Linked DNA regions of Homo sapiens: region 1 is linked to region 2. A link is a loop called in an ENCODE intact Hi-C map of the cell type or tissue named here. Cell type or tissue: OCI-LY7. All regions are shown on one strand.

Evidence for each region. Hi-C counts contacts between places; a loop is a spot of excess contacts. Peaks named below come from ENCODE experiments on the same cell type or tissue, not always from the same donor. Only the 100,000 strongest peaks of a DNase experiment are listed, where the experiment ranks them.
Region 1: it touches region 2 in a loop (6-fold over the local background); 2 of 110 quality-filtered maps call a loop at or near these places.

The regions. Positions count from the first base shown.
Region 1 is chr2:46,573,406-46,581,405 of GRCh38, forward strand. It overlaps RHOQ (ras homolog family member Q), which reads left to right. Exons shown (of 5, transcript NM_012249.4): 3 at 2,682-2,846; 4 at 3,156-3,251; 5 at 7,523-8,000. The coding sequence ends at 7,678. It overlaps PIGF (phosphatidylinositol glycan anchor biosynthesis class F), which reads right to left. Exons shown (of 6, transcript NM_002643.4): 6 at 7,532-8,000. It overlaps RHOQ-AS1 (RHOQ antisense RNA 1), which reads right to left and starts at 6,833. Exons shown (of 2, transcript NR_104182.1): 1 at 6,630-6,833. In OCI-LY7, a CTCF peak has its summit at 3,683; DNase peaks (open chromatin) are centred at 1,256, 1,596, 2,066 and 2,626; H3K4me3 peaks cover 3,642 bases; H3K27ac peaks cover 4,128 bases.
Region 2 is chr2:45,452,446-45,460,445 of GRCh38, forward strand. All of the region lies in intron 16 of SRBD1 (S1 RNA binding domain 1), which reads right to left. Among named protein-coding and RNA genes, the nearest start is that of SRBD1, 150 kb to the right of the region's middle. In OCI-LY7, no CTCF peak of the experiment used is centred here; DNase peaks (open chromatin) are centred at 3,126, 3,656, 4,966, 5,306 and 3 weaker places; H3K4me3 peaks cover 4,125 bases; H3K27ac peaks cover 8,000 bases.

The sequences.
Region 1 (8,000 bases), 1.1 Mb after region 2:
ATTTTAGATTGTTCAGACTTAAGAAGTAACATTTCTTTCCAAGGAGGTCTAAACATATGTGTGTTTTATTTTTTAATAGCCCCAGTTCTTCACATTTTAATTAATCAAACAAAACCTGCAATTTAAGAAATATCTAGAAATGATTGGTCCAATTGTCCTCCTTTGTGCTCACGTCTCTCATGGAGGAAAGTCAGGATTCACTGTGGTTATGAAAGGAATCTGTACAATATATTTACCTTCTGTAAAATACTTGGATTAATATTGTTAAGCATCTCTAGGGAACATGGCATTCAATTAGTTTTTATTTCTTGTCATCTCTCACTAGAGAAAGAGCGCACACTTCTGTTTCCCTGAGGAGGTAAACTTGCTTGAAAAGTAAAATTTCCATTAAAATCTCTAATTTGGCTTTCTTAAATATAAATCTATTTTTGTTACATTTTAAATAGTCTTAAGGCTAAGTGACTAATGAGTACAGTAATAATATATCATTCTCTTTTATTCATCTGAAAATTATACTGTCTCGAGAGACCTGAGTTTTGTGTGTTTTGATTTTATTTCTTACTAAAAGACTTCTCTGTGATTGGAGGGAGCTGCAAAGCTGAGGCAAGTGTGGGACTCAGGGGACCCTGCGTGGATTTGCAGAGGAATAAGAGACTTGGTTTCCCATGGGATAGAGAATTTATGTTTAAGCATTGAAAGAGTTCTTCGATGTGCGAGGTGTTATGCGGAGTGCTTTAGTTGCACTATTTCATTTATTCCTCATAATCCTAAGGGATAGTATCCCCATTCCTATTTCTGTGAAAATTGGAAATCTAAATATGGATGAGGAGTGCTTTTTAATGAGAACACCCCATTTCCCGGCCATGACAACTGCATGTTTGCTCAGAAGTGTGGAGTTGCTGGGTGGGATGCTAAGATGACATACTGTTTCTTTTTTTTTTTTTTCTTTTATGGACTTGCAGTTTGAAACAGGCAGTAGAGCCCAGAAAGTACATATAAGGCACTCAATTGTACTGTTTAACACAAGCTGATTTTTAAAAAGTTAAATTTTCAAGAAGTCTTCCTCTAGTAACTGTCTGGGGGTATAACGTGTTTCATACCCACCCTATTTGATCTCTTCATTGTGAATTTCTTAACACCAGGGCACTGCTTTAATCAAAACCATTTAGAGGCGTTCACTTTAAAAAATAAAAGTTGCAGAAGATTGGGGGTGGCATTTCCCCTGTCGTCATGTGATAGCGAACACCTGAGAAATCTTTTAATGCCCACAGCTCTAGATTATAGGTGTGCCCTTCAAAAGCATCACAGAAAAACAAAAGGGTTACCCACCAGTCAAGGGTTTGGGACATTAACATGCTTTAGTTGAAAGTTATATTATGAAAAATGTCAGAAAAATGCATGAAAGGAAAATTGTTCCATGAGGGAAATACTACTGCTGAAACTCCAAGTGGAAGATGATGTTTTTAATATTCCCTTAGTTCCACATTTGTGTAGTTCTGTAGTGAAACGAGTCATTTAAGAGGGGAGGTGGCCCAGGCTAAAAATAAAGTTTCTTTGAAACCAGATGAGAGTCTAGCTATGCCAAAAATGGAATCCGGACTCTGTTCACTCTCGAGAATGTAAATAAGTAGAATTTTGTGTCACATAAAATAGTCTATGCAAAAAAGGATATTCACTGCCTTTTGTGATAGAGACTAAAATAACCATCAGGAGTATAGCTGTTCTGGGGACTCTGAAGCAACAGTGTAAAATGATATGGTAGTCTAACGTATTCTGATTTAGAAAGATGTCCAAGACAAAGAAAGTGCAGAACAACAAGTACTGCATGATTTCATTTTATGTACAGATGTATGAATATGTGCAGTTACTGGTATATTCATGCATAGAAAAAGAACTGGAAGAATAAACATGAAAATATTAAGTAGAGGGAATGAAAGTTGGAGAGTAAAGGAGGATTTTGGTGGGTTTACTGTGTATGTTTCTCTTTAAATCTTCACACACACACACACACACACACACACACACACACACACACACAATTAATAAAACTATAGAAACAAGGAAAGCAAAGCTTGAAGGTCTCAGTGAAGCTGTATAGTGGTTAAGAGTATAGACTCTGGAGTAAAAACTGCCAGGATTTGAATCTCAGCTCCTTGACTTACTGGCTACACATCCTTACGCAAGTAATTTAACTTCTGTGCTTCAGTTTACTCAAATGAAAGTCAGGATTAAGGGTACTTGTGTCATATTGTTGTTACAAGGATTAAATAAGTAATCCATGAGAGAGCATATAGACTAGTGCCTGACACATAGTAAATATTTAGCATGTATTAATTATTATAAATTATAATACTTAGGCAATGTCTAGCTATATTCAATTCTTTGTGCAAACTTTTTAGTTAAAAATGTTTTTAGTGACAGCGTTAGTGATCATAATGTATTTTTCCAAAGTTTTCATTGTCATTGTTAATGATATTGTCATTTTTTTTTACCTCATGGGTGTTCAGAACTTCACAAAGAAGAATAACAAAAACAGAGTTATCTGATTTTACTTAGAGTGCCATACATTCCACTAGTGGAGTACTCCTGAATTTGCATCTTTGACCATGTAATCTAATGTACATATTACTAGTAAACAATAGAAATGTAAATACATAATGAGGCTTTTCTTTGTTCCTCAGGAAGACTATGACCGTCTGAGGCCTTTATCTTACCCAATGACCGATGTCTTCCTTATATGCTTCTCGGTGGTAAATCCAGCCTCATTTCAAAATGTGAAAGAGGAGTGGGTACCGGAACTTAAGGAATACGCACCAAATGTACCCTTTTTATTAATAGGAACTCAGGTATGTCTGGTTTGATTTTCTGCATTTTAGAATAAGCTCTTTGGTCTGTCGTAGAGGCTGCTCTCAGACAAACAGTCCCAAAGCTGAGCAAATGATGTAAGTGTTTAATCTCAGCTGCAAGTTAATGAGTTCTATCATATTTTTGGAAAAAATTGTGCCAAAAGAAAGCAATTATTTTCCTGGTTTTTAAAAATTAAGTTCTTTTGTTTAATCTTTTTTTGGTATGTGGGAATTAAGTGGGATTACATGCTTTGATTTTTCTTTAAAGATTTGTAATATTATGGGACATTATTGACCTTTCTTAATTAGATTGATCTCCGAGATGACCCCAAAACTTTAGCAAGACTGAATGATATGAAAGAAAAACCTATATGTGTGGAACAAGGACAGAAACTAGCAAAAGAGGTAATGGAACACTCACAGAATTTAAGCATGAATGTAAAAGATGCTAAGATAACAATAGAAGCTAATTTTATTGTGTATTTACTGTGTGCCAGGTGGAGTGCTTTACATGCATTATCTCATTTAATCCTTGCATGAACTCAGTGAGGTAGGTCTGTTTCCCCTGTTACACAGAAGAGACAGTGGAGGCTGGGAGATGTCAGATAATTCGCCCAAGATCCTGCAGGTAATAAATGGCAGAGTTGGGTTTCAGTCCAAAGCCTGACTCCTGGGCCGAGACTCTTACACCTTTGCTACATTGCCAGTGATATTTTCCTAAAAAGTCACATATGGAAAAAAGCATCGGAAACACGTGTCACTACTTTCAACCCTTCTTCATTACTTAAACAGTTGCACTGTGCCAAATCAGCTCTGTCTTAAGACTCATTGAGTTAGACAGTGGAGCCACCTAGGATGACAGTTTAAATTTGTGGTTAAAACCAAAAAATGATGACTAGGTTTGAAAAGAAATGTGTTGAAATTTCTCCAATCTTTTTATGAAAAGAGGATAGAAAATACAAAAATTCTAAAAATATATGTAACAGTGATGCATGCAATACCTTGTAGCTTATCTTCCTTCGTGCCCCAAAGATAGGTTTACTTTTTCCCCTTTTTTCCCATTTGGCCTTAACATTATTGGATTCTATTTTTTAAATGTTGTGATTTCAATAGGACTTTTGTGGAAACAGAATCCATATATGGTCTTTTTTTTTTTTTTTTTTTTTGAGACGGAGTCCCACTCTGTGGCCCAGGTTGGAGTGCAGTGACGGGATCTCAGCTCACTGCAAGCTCTGCCTCCCGTGTTCATGCCATTCTCCTGCCTCAGCCTCCCAAGTAGCTGGGACTACAGGTGCCTGCCACCACACCCGGCTATTTTTTTTTTTTTTTTTTTTTTTTCATTTTTAGTGGAGATGGGGTTTTACCATGTTAGCCAGGATGGTCTCGACCTCCTGGCCTCATGATCTGCCCACCTCATCCTCCCAAAGTGCTAGGATTACAGGCATGAGCCACCGCGCCCGGCCCATATATAGTCTTTTAAAATGTAGTATCAGGAGGCAAAAGAAAGCAAGAAAACTTTCTGGAGGACAGTTTTTCCTAAAGCAAAAAATAAATGGCTTTACTAACAAATCACTTCAGAAATTCCATGTATTCAGTTTTGTAATCTTGGGGAGAGAAGGAATTTCTAAATGTCATAAAGATAAAAGCCATAAATGAAAATATTAATGATTTCACTGCATAAAAACTTAATACCACATCAAATGCCAGAAATAAAATGAAAAGTCATATAACCTGAGATGGATGGCAGAAAAATGGGTTAACATCCTTAGTATACAGGAACCTCTTGCATATGAGTTAATCAGAAGCAGCCACAGATACCAATAGAAAAATGGGCTAACAATGAAAAATTCACCCCCCAAAATGCAGATTGCCATTGAAGATAGGAAATATGTTCAAACTTATTAGTAGTCAAATGTAAGCTCAATTTGCACCTATAGAATTGGCAAAAAATGAGAAATTAATTATAATACCCGTGTAGTAAAATGGACACTCTGTTGTACTATTGGTCATTGAATCAAAGCAGTCTTGACAGTATGCAAAATCCTTAAAATCATGGACACTTTTGATCAAGCAATTCCATATGTAAGAGTTTATCCTAAGCAAATCATTAGGATGTTGGTCAAAGTGTACAGTGTTAGGAGGAATACATTTTTTGAGATAACACTGCACAACATGGTAACTACAGTTAATAATGGTGGTGCTGGGCACGGTGGCTCACACCTGTAATCCCCGCACCTTGGAAGGCTGAGGTGGGTGGATCGTTTGAGCCCAGGAATTCGAGACCAGCCTGGGCAACATGGTGAAACCCCATCTCTACCAAAAAAAAAAAAAAAAAAAAAAAAAAAAAAAAAAAAATTAGCTGAGCATGATGGTGCATACCTGTAGTCCCAGCTACTTGGGGGGCTGAGGAAGGAGGATCACTTGAGCCCAGGAGGTGGAGGTTGCAGTGAGCCGAGATAGTGCCATTGCACTCCAGCCTGGATGACAGAGTGAGACCCTGTCTCAAAATAAATGAATAAATAAATAATGGTGGACTGCGTATTTCCAAATTGCTAAAAGAGTAAATTTTAAATGTTCTCACCACACAAAATGATAAGTATTTAAGGTGATAGATGTTAATTATGTTGATTTAATCATTTCACTCGTGTGTGTGTGTGTATATGTATATATAGAGAGAAAATATTGCTTTGTACCTTATATAAAATTATAATTTGTCCATTTATAATATTTAATAATAAAAGTAAATTATTAGGGACGTACTTAGAGCTACAAAGATGCTGAATTGTTTATAATGGCAAAAATTCCCTGCATCTATTAAAACTTCATACTATCTGTTAAGATTTCATATTTATTATGTAGCTAAAGGGAAAAAAGTAGTTGCAAAACAGTATGATCTCATTTCTAGACTCATCAGCATTTGGCACAGTTGCGTCCTTCCTGAAACTTTCTTCAGTTGGACTCTCTTGGTTTTTCTCCCCTCTCATTGGACTCTGCTCCATCTCTTTACCTCCTTGGTCCCTGGTTGGAGGGCCCCAGTGATGAGCACTCAGCTTTGTGGATGTCTTCTTCTATAGCTACACTCCCTAGGCCTAAATGAGCTTCTGTCAGTCTTGTAGCTTGCACAGTCTACAACCAAAGATTCCTGGATTTCCATCTCCAGCCTGGACCTCTTTCCTAAATTCTCAATTTGGTTATCCAGCTGTTTACTCAACAAGTCCATCTACATGGCTGAGTATCTCAAAATTAACATGTCTAAGATATGATTCTTCTTTTACCCTCCAAGCCTGTCCTCCCAGTTACTCAGGTCAGAAGCCCTCAGCTGGGTGCAGTGGCTCACACCTGTAATCCCAGCACTTTGGGAGCCCGAGGCGGGCAGAATTACCTGAGGTTGGGAGTTGGAGACCACCCTGACCAACATGGAGAAACCCCATCTCTACTAATACAAAATTAGCTGGGTGTGGTGGCACATGCCTGTAATCCCAGCTAGTCAGGAATCTGAGGCAGAACCGCTTGAACCCAGAAGGCAGAGGTTGTGATGAGCCAAGATCGAACCATAGTACTCCAGCCTGGGCAACAAGAGTGAAACTGTCTCAAAAAAAAAAAAAAGCCCTGAAGTCGTACTTGACCTTGCTCTTTCTCCCATACCACACATCTAGCCTTCGGCACAACATACCTTCAGAACATATCCAGAATCCAGACACTTTTTTCTAACTCTTCCCTCTATCACCTGGTTCAGACCTCCTCCATCTCTGGCCTGCTTTACTGGAATAGCTTCCAACTCACCTTTCTGCTTCTGTCTATGCCCCATGGTCATCTGTTCTCAACACAGCAGCCAGAGTAAGTCTTAAAAATGTAAGCGCAATCATGTCACTGCTCTGCTCAGAATCCTCCAGTGGGTCCCCAGCTCAGACTAAACGCCAAAGTCCGCACAGTGGCCTACAAGCCTCTGTTCCCTCTCTGCCTTACTCATTGTTCCCCAGGCCTCCTGGTCTCCTTTGTTGTTCCCTCAAAGTTCTACCTGAGAACCTTTGTACTTTTGTTGTTCCCTCTGCCTGGAATGTTCTTCCCTATGGACATGATTCATTCTTTCACTCTTTTCAGGTCTCTGCTCAAATACCACATCCTCAGTGTGATCTTGTTCCTTGACTGCTCCAGGCATGCTCCTGCATCAGGATCTATCTGCCTGGAGCTCTTCCCCTAGGTATCCCTCACTGCTCAAACTTCCCCATTGAGAAGCCTCCCCGGACCCCCACTACCATTGTCCTCAGCACTCCCCGCCTCCCTCACTCTGCTTTTTCCCCACAGCATTTGCAACCATCTGCTCTGTATTCCCTCCCCTGTGCCTCTTACCCAGCAGATGTCAGCACATGTGGACGCCACACAGCAGGGACTCTGCTCTTTCGTTCAGTTCACTGACATATCCCCAGGACCTAAACAGTGCTTGACATATAGTAGATACCCAGTAAATATGTGGTGAGTGAAATAATTTTTCATAGAAAGTCTGGAAGGACATATACTAGTATTTTAAAATCCCCTCTGGGGTTATGAACATGGATGATGAATGTATTCTTTTTGCATAGCTGTATTTTATAATTTTCTTTATAATGATGTGTTTATGTCATGCCAATTGTATAAACATGATCTTATATATTTGTGATTTTTTTTCTCCCTCCCAGATAGGAGCATGCTGCTATGTGGAATGTTCAGCTTTAACCCAGAAGGGATTGAAGACTGTTTTTGATGAGGCTATCATAGCCATTTTAACTCCAAAGAAACACACTGTAAAAAAAAGAATAGGATCAAGATGTATAAACTGTTGTTTAATTACGTGAGAAACATCTTCAGTGGCCAAGGAAACTGTCCATTTCTCTCAGAAAGCAAATGAAATGCTACAGCTATACCCAGACCTTTTATAGGTAATGAAGCAGTTCAAAACTTGAAAGAAAACAAAACCTGTCCTCAGAATTCTATAAAGTGTATTAAGAATGTTCCTTAAAGGTTTAAGAAGCAGTAAGCAGCATCTGAAGCCACAATCTATTATAAATACTTTATTTCAACTAGAAGGTACAATCTCTCAGGGGTTTCATAGTTTAAAAAGCTACAATCACATCATGTTGTAACTACGTAAAAAACAGAGCTGTAAATGGAACTGCT
Region 2 (8,000 bases):
ATGCAGAGATATAATCAATCTCAGTACACGTCTTTAACCTTTCCCAAAGAGCTATAACTCATGTTTAGTTAAATACCAATCACATTCTCCATTACAAAGAAAAATACTCTTCATCCTAATTTGAATAAATGAATTTGGTTTTAATACATTTATATGTGTTTCTAAATATAAGATAGCTAAGTCTTGGCATACTGGTGTCTTTTGCTTTAAGAACTTTTCACCTAGTACTATAGCATTCATAGATCTTCCTATGAGAATATCCAATATTTGGTTCTGAATGTTTTTAATTCTTGTGTTCAAACAGCTGTATGGGGTTGTAGAGCTTGTTAAAAAAATTGGTTGTGGTGGGGGGGCGTAAGTTGGTTACCAGTTGTCACCCAAAAATAACAGTTTCTTTTATTAGGGTATTACAAATGCAAATGGTTAATGTGGAATAAACTGTATACTAGGTTTTCGTTAGAATGTCTGAAGCTATCACACAAGGCATTCATCTGCATTCCCTGTTTATGGGGATGAAATACGTAGTCATTTGAAGTCCACAATATGTATACTGTGTTTGTAATAACTGCAGATTTTACAAGCACATTATTCTTTCCATTAGGATTAAAACCTCACCGAATAGCAATTTGTGAAAGAATTCTAGCAGGGCCCAGAGCCCAGAACTCTGACCTCTGATGAGATGCTTGGCAGCAACAAACTCTAGGTCTAGGCAAAACATCTGGTTTGAGTTAGACTTCCTGAAAAAATAGCCCCTGTACTGGGGAAACTGGTATTCACCGAGCTTTGTATATATACTTTGACTGACTTCAACACTGCTATAAGGAAAAAAAAAAAAAAGAAAGAAAAGAAAAGAAAAAGGAAAGAAAGACTCCACTAGAATGCTTGTCAATCATGACAGACTCCTTGGTGGCCCCTCCAGAGTTAAGCACTTTTATTAGCTAGAACAGTCTATTTCTCTCCATTCCTTAAGTACTTTTTTCCACATTATAGTATACAGAAAATACAATAATGTCAAAATAAATTTAAGTTTGTTATTAACAAACAAATTACATTACTTTTAATCACTCCAGGGAAGAAATCACTAAATTTAACTTCATTCTGTTTACATACATGGAGAGAAAAAATGTAAAACATGTTGAGAGTTCCTATAAATTTGGTAAATATTAAAACTCAAAAAAAAATAGCTTCTAACTAGTGTTCCTTTCTTATAAAAATTACAAACTTAAATGTGGTAGTGATGTTTATTGCAAAGAGGTTCTTTCTGTTTTTGTTTTTAATCTTCACTGCAAATCTGATGAAAAACAAAACTCAGAAATTACTCCTCTAATATATACAGAGAGAGACTAGAGAAAAAGTTCTGGGTTAACATACAAATATAAAATAATTTGGAGACAAAACATTCTTTTTAAAGATTCTTCTGCTCATTTTCCTCTTCTGATAAGCAACTTTAGTAGGACAAATGTGGCAATTCGTCCACTGCAATTAACATAAATCTCCAGTTCATTTTAAACCTATCAAAATGTGAGTATTAAATTATTCCAACATTCTTATATACACAGTCTTTCGAAGCAGAGTTCTTACAGGTCAGATTGAAGACAGCCTCAAACTATGAATGGTGCTACAAAAGGAAAAAGCGTTATCTAGCAGGATCTATTAGCCAAAGACTAATGTACAGCCCTAACAGAAGCATAAAAGCAGGATATTACAATGTGGTATTCCCTATCTTGCCTAAGATTTTATTTGAATTTCTAGTAAAAGCAAAAATGTAATCCAATTTACCCCATTGTCAATGTGTAAGATCGTGGTACTGTGAGATAATGACTGGGAGCATGATTCACTTTGAAAGACCTGGGAGAGTTTTGTCAATCTCAGGTGGTGGTAAATTGCCATTTTATCTTTCTATATATCACCTTAATTTAATTATTCCCTTTGTGAGTAGAAGTGTAAACTTATTTAAATTTAGTGTTTTGAAAGAACAGTGTGGAATATAATACAAATTAATAGTTGTACATTTCTTTAGGTACAAATTTACTTTTCCACCCAACGGCACTGTGAAGGACTCCATTGAATAGTAACATGTTATAAAACATCAATCTAATTGTCCAACAAATATCAGCAGTTTGCAAACCCCACTTTTACCACACTTTAGGGAGCAATTTAGGAATAATTATGATTACTTACACTCTGCTTGCAGGTAAAAAATAAAGTCTTATTGACCAAACTCAAGCGATAGTCTGCTCTAAGTTCCTCAGAGTTCTTACAATGCACGAACATTTGTTTGTCTACTTCTCACAAACAGCACGGTTTTTCATGTGTCACAATCATTCAGCAAATTATGAACATTGTTATATCTTAACATTATAAATTTTTAAAAAGCACATTCATATTTCTATCACAAAATCTTGTTTCTATTCTAATTTGAATCAACAGAATAATCACAGAAAGTAAGAAGTAAAAAATTTTACTTCTCCAAGCTTTGTTTCTTGAATCCATAATTTTTATATATTTTAACAAAGTTTTCCTTTGCCAGTTTTGGGTAAATATTATGTAGCTCAAATTTAGCATCTCTTTTCTCCACACTCTTAAAATCTCCTTGTGTACACCCACCACACACACAATTCCTCTACACTTCTTAGTTTGCTATAAAATGTTTTTCTAAGATATTCATTTTGACACAAAAGTTAATGAAGGACATGACAAACTCTTTTCATTTAAATTTAATTTTTAAGAGAATATATTCTGAAATTAAATGCAGATTAATATTAGTAAATTTCTATAAGGGTGAATTTACTTTTCCACTTCAAAACCAGAATAAAGTAAACCAGTTCATTTCAGAAAGAAGGCAGAAGCATTTTTTAAAAACTGTGTAAGAATGTATGCAGCATTATCATACGTATTTATATGTAATCGTATTGCAGGTATGTGATAGTAGATTTAGGAATAGAGTTTTTAGAATAATCATCACCTGGGCTGCCTAAATTATTTTTGAAAGACTGCTTTCCCTTAAACCTGACTGTACAACAATCTATATTTAGGTCAGAGCAAAAACATAAATGTGCGTAACTTGACATGTGTAATCTTTTCATTTTGTCTGATGATGATAAAGAGGAAAGCCATTATCCTAACTCTGAAGGCCACTCAGAGGGAAACCCTCTGAAGCATAGGGAAGGGGACTTCCCTGTCACCCCCCTTCTGATAGGGATAACAAGCAAACATTTTCTCCCTGACACAACTTTGCAATGTATGTAGTTAGTTAAATCCTGCGAGTACAGATTTTTTTAAAGTTGACTTTAACAATAAATAGTAACCAAAAAATAAAAAATAAAAAAATAACAGTGGTGATTTTGTGTTCTAGTAGTACTTTTACCCTGGAATTAAACAGCAAATTTTCTTTCCAAAAGAGCATGTCACTGCTAACCCTGTGCATTTTTGAAAGCTATTGCCACAAAGACACATTTATAAAATAAGCCCCACTTGTTAAAACTGTAACATTGCCACCATCACTACAGTTTCACCTTAGTGACTTAAATAAATATACATAAAGTAATAAACACTATATGTTTTATAGAGTTCTGTGAACCAGAAAAAAAAAATCACCTTACTAAATAACCTCCTGGCAAATGCAAAAGAAAAGCTAAATTTGGTTTGCTCATATTTTCTGAGTCCCCAGAATATAAAAAGCAGTGGGGGAAAGCTTGTTTAACTGAAAGACTTCTGCTTATTTCATTTTCCACACTGGCCTTTCTGGAAAGTAAGGGGAAAAAAAGTATTAAACAGGAAAGAATGAAACAATTAGAAAACGGCAATCAATATATTCTATGTTTTAAGATGACCTTGATAGAAATTTTTCTGCTGACCGAGGTGAGAGACTGAAAATAAGCTCTGTAAGAATCAGACAGGATGGCCTGCTATCCCAGGTGGTCAAATGTCCAGCAAGTAAGTTAACCCTTTTGTTTTCTTGACAGTTAAGTGATGGTAAAAAAAACTTTCCATGCTACTGCTGTTAGATGGTTCTCATGTCAAATGTTTATTCAGAATTGAGGGACAGAAAATATTAATGGCTACTGTCATATAACCAATGTTAAAAAATATATTGTTTCAGACTTGCTAATACATAATGGGCATTTTGTAAAGTTTGAGTATAATTTTCGAGTCATCACCTGGATGCTATCAATAACAACAACACTTATTTTAAATAGCCCCAAATTACATACAGTTGAGTAAATTTTAATTTGTTTTCATTTAAGGTCTTCTAAAGTTGAGGCCAGCATGCTGAAGAAAAATATTAAACTATCTATAACCCTGTGTCAACATATGATGCTACTGGGAATGCTAAGTGAATTAATTTTCCAAGGAAAATTAATTACTTATGACTTACAGTTGTAAAAGCAAACAACGTAACTCTGGATTAGGGCACGTTTAATTTCTGTTTGTAGTAGCGATTAAATTAATTTCATTTAATTCATGGTATGTAATGGAAAGCAGAACAAAAATGAAATTCCAGACAATGGCTGACATAGAAAATGTATATATTTATGAAGCCGATCCAAAAATAAAGGTCATGGATATTAATCACTGGATAATAGACCTGTATTTTTAATGGCTCTATAATAATGGGTTTTTATAGCATCATTTTTGAAAAAGTATTATCAAATAGAAAAGTCTAACACAGAGAAACAAAATATAAAACTGTAACAATATCCTGTAACATCGCCTAATACTCCTCCCTGTCACCCCAAAGAAGGCCACTGGAATAAGGATTTACACATCTTTTATTTATAACTGAATAATTTTTGTCCACACAGATTTGGGAAGCTAAAATTAAAAATACCATTACATGATTTGCGGATGAAGTTCTTAAAATTACAACTTTTTTCCCTTGACACCCAACTACTAAAGTGCTTTGAAAATGGATCATCTGTGATTCAACTGACTGAATTATGCACCTGAGCACTACTAGGACAACAGATTTTGGCCAACAGAGCCCTAAGAATACATGCACAGCTGTGCATATGAAAATATTCACCTTTTATATGCCACCACTTCCTACCTGCTCCAATTAAGCTAGAAGTAATCTTTTTATTTCAAATCTCAACTTCATGGTATAGCTAATATTTTAAGATAAAGAAACAAATCTTGCCTTGATACTAACTGCAATTAAATAGTTTAAAGTAATATAAGAAATGTCATTCTCACGGCGTATGTTAAAAAAATACCCCGACAAACACTTCATGTTCTGGTAAAAACCTAAATATTAACTGTCACTAGCCACCTGGTGAAATCACTGATAGTCTAATTCAGCTAACATTTGGGAGCTGTTGACTTCAAGAGACCAAGAAATTTGACACGTGCATTTAAACTAAAATATTTTCAAGGACTTATGCTTTTAGAAAAAAATGTAGGTGTAAACTTCAGATGAAAAACAGTACAAACACAATGCAAATGAGAATAGAAACTATACTCATACAAAATATGCTTTTCAAAATTTGACTTTTTACAAATTTTAAACTAAATTATTCCCTTTCCTAGTTACAGCTCATATCTCAAAAAGCACTTACTATTCACATATTCTCTTTTAAAATAAAAATTAATTTATGTAATGTCTTTGAGATCAAAGAGAAAATAATATATTCTAAAATCCATTATAATTTTAAACCTATCAAACCAAGGAGAACTTGTGATGTTACTTTGGAGTTTATGAAAATAAAAAATTTTGGCACTGTAGCTTTTAAGGGGATTTTTCTGAACTATCTCTGCAATGTCAAAAGATTAATTGAAGAGAGAAACTTTTCCATTCTGAGAGAAGCTGTGACCTGAGCGTGATTAGAAAACATTTGTTTTATTTTGAAGGGTAAAACTAAATGAAACAACAGAAGCCTCACCCTTTCTGGCTTGTTTTCCTAAAACACAGGATTACCTTTATTTCAAAATGGGCTTCACTCAGCATAAGCCAGACTGAAAGTAGTCTGTTTACAAAATGGCCTAAATTAAGTCTCTTTAGAGTAGGAGGTACATTCAGCTATTTTTCTGCTACTAAAGCTACCCAGAAGACTGAAACATCATCTTGGACCCTCTGACAACTTTATTTCCTTTCACACTTGGCTTCAAAATTAGAACAGTGTTTTAAGAAAAAAGACAAAGACAGAAACAAGCAACCATATCCTTCTTCATCAGAACAAAATCTGTCCTGTTATCCACATCAGTGCTGCCTTACTACATTTTTGAAAACAGAATGCTTTTCAGATTGGCAGTGGAGTCTACAAGAGAGGGAAGAGTTACACCAATACTTCCTTTTTAGAACACACACAAAACACCCTCTACATTCCCTTAAGTCTGAAATGAATTTCAGAAGTCTCTTCAGGTATTTTATTACAACTCACATTCATATTTCAGTAGAATGACTACAGGGGAATCACTAATTTTTTATGTAAACTATGACGTTTTGGCAAATATTATATGACCAACTATAAATCCACAAGTCTCAAATACTAAAGAGTTGGTAATTACATGATGAGAAACAGCTTGATTAGGGGAGAGGAAAGGCAGGCTGTCAACAAACAAACAGCTGTTTCTTATTGCCAACCGATAACCAGATCATGCATCCCAACAAACTACAGAGTTTGTTTCTGTTGTTGCTGCTGTGTTTGTTTTTAAGCATTCTACCCTCTTCCACTCCCACCTCCAAAATACTGAGTCAATTTAGATGTGAACCACAACAGAAGAATCAGATACACAAGGATAACAAGTAAAACACTATAGACTTACAAAAAATTCTGTAGGTAATAACTAACAGAAGTTTAAAGTGTACTTTCCAATTCAACTTTAAATGCCTATCTTTCCCTGTGCAACACGTCCTGTCATTACTATTTATAAGAGGCAGGCAATGGGCCTTCACTTCCTCATTCCTGGATTATGACCACAGCAACGCTGCCACTCTCTCTGATCCTTTGTTTTGGAAGCTTTCCCCATTGGCTGCTTCTGTCCTTCCTTTCAGCAGAAAGGAATGAACATGCTTATACCTGACAGGTGTGAACTAAATGACCTTGAGGGTCCCTTGTAACCTGAAATTAAATGATTCAGTGAATATTTGATAAGGTTAGCATATGAATAAACAACAGGAATAAACAGGACCTTAACATCAAAGGTTTAAACAAAGAACTACTAAAGTGAATGAAATTTTTTTGATTTCATGAAGTGAAAACACTTTCACATATGCACCTTGAGGCACTTCCATGTCTAATTTTTTTCCCTTTAACACTCCTTCAGAAAACATATCGGTATCCTTATCTTATTTTCCAAGAAGGTAAAATTACTTTCCCAAGGTGACATGACACATGAGTAGCTAAACCAAGGTCCATAGCTCACTTTGGGGTCCAGGGCTCTGTGTTCTTTCCACTAAACCACACTGAACAAGGATGGTGCCAGTGAAAATGTTTCTGAAATTTTAGTTTAAAGCAGGCTCCTGTCTATGTAAGATCTTTATCTCTCAGGGAAATTTTCACTAAACACACCCTGAATAACCCAACGGCAAGGATGGGCATAGGTCAATGAGCATAGTTATGTGCCCAAGGTATGACTAACCAAGTATTCTAATCTAGAGTCCAAATTTCCTTTTACAAACTTAATGATAAACATTAAGTTTGTAAATTTATCCACAAGAAAACACGTCCTGGCTCACTGCCAACTTCCATGTTCCATTTTATTCACAATCATGCCCTGATCATCTAGCTGACTGGGCTGGATGTCTTCTGCATTCTGCTGCCATCACTGGGTCAGTGTTCAGTTAATGCTAATTCTGGTAGCATGCCCGTAAATTTGTATTTTGAAAAACTAAAAAAAGTTGCTTAAATTTGTCAACACATATCCGACTAGGTTTCAAATCGTAAAAGAGGTTTGGATCACTTTTTTAAAAGGCTGGTTGTATTTCACACCATATGAGGGGGGTTCTGAATGAGGAACTAGGGAACAAACCACCTCTTCAAAAGGCAGCTCACAGAAGG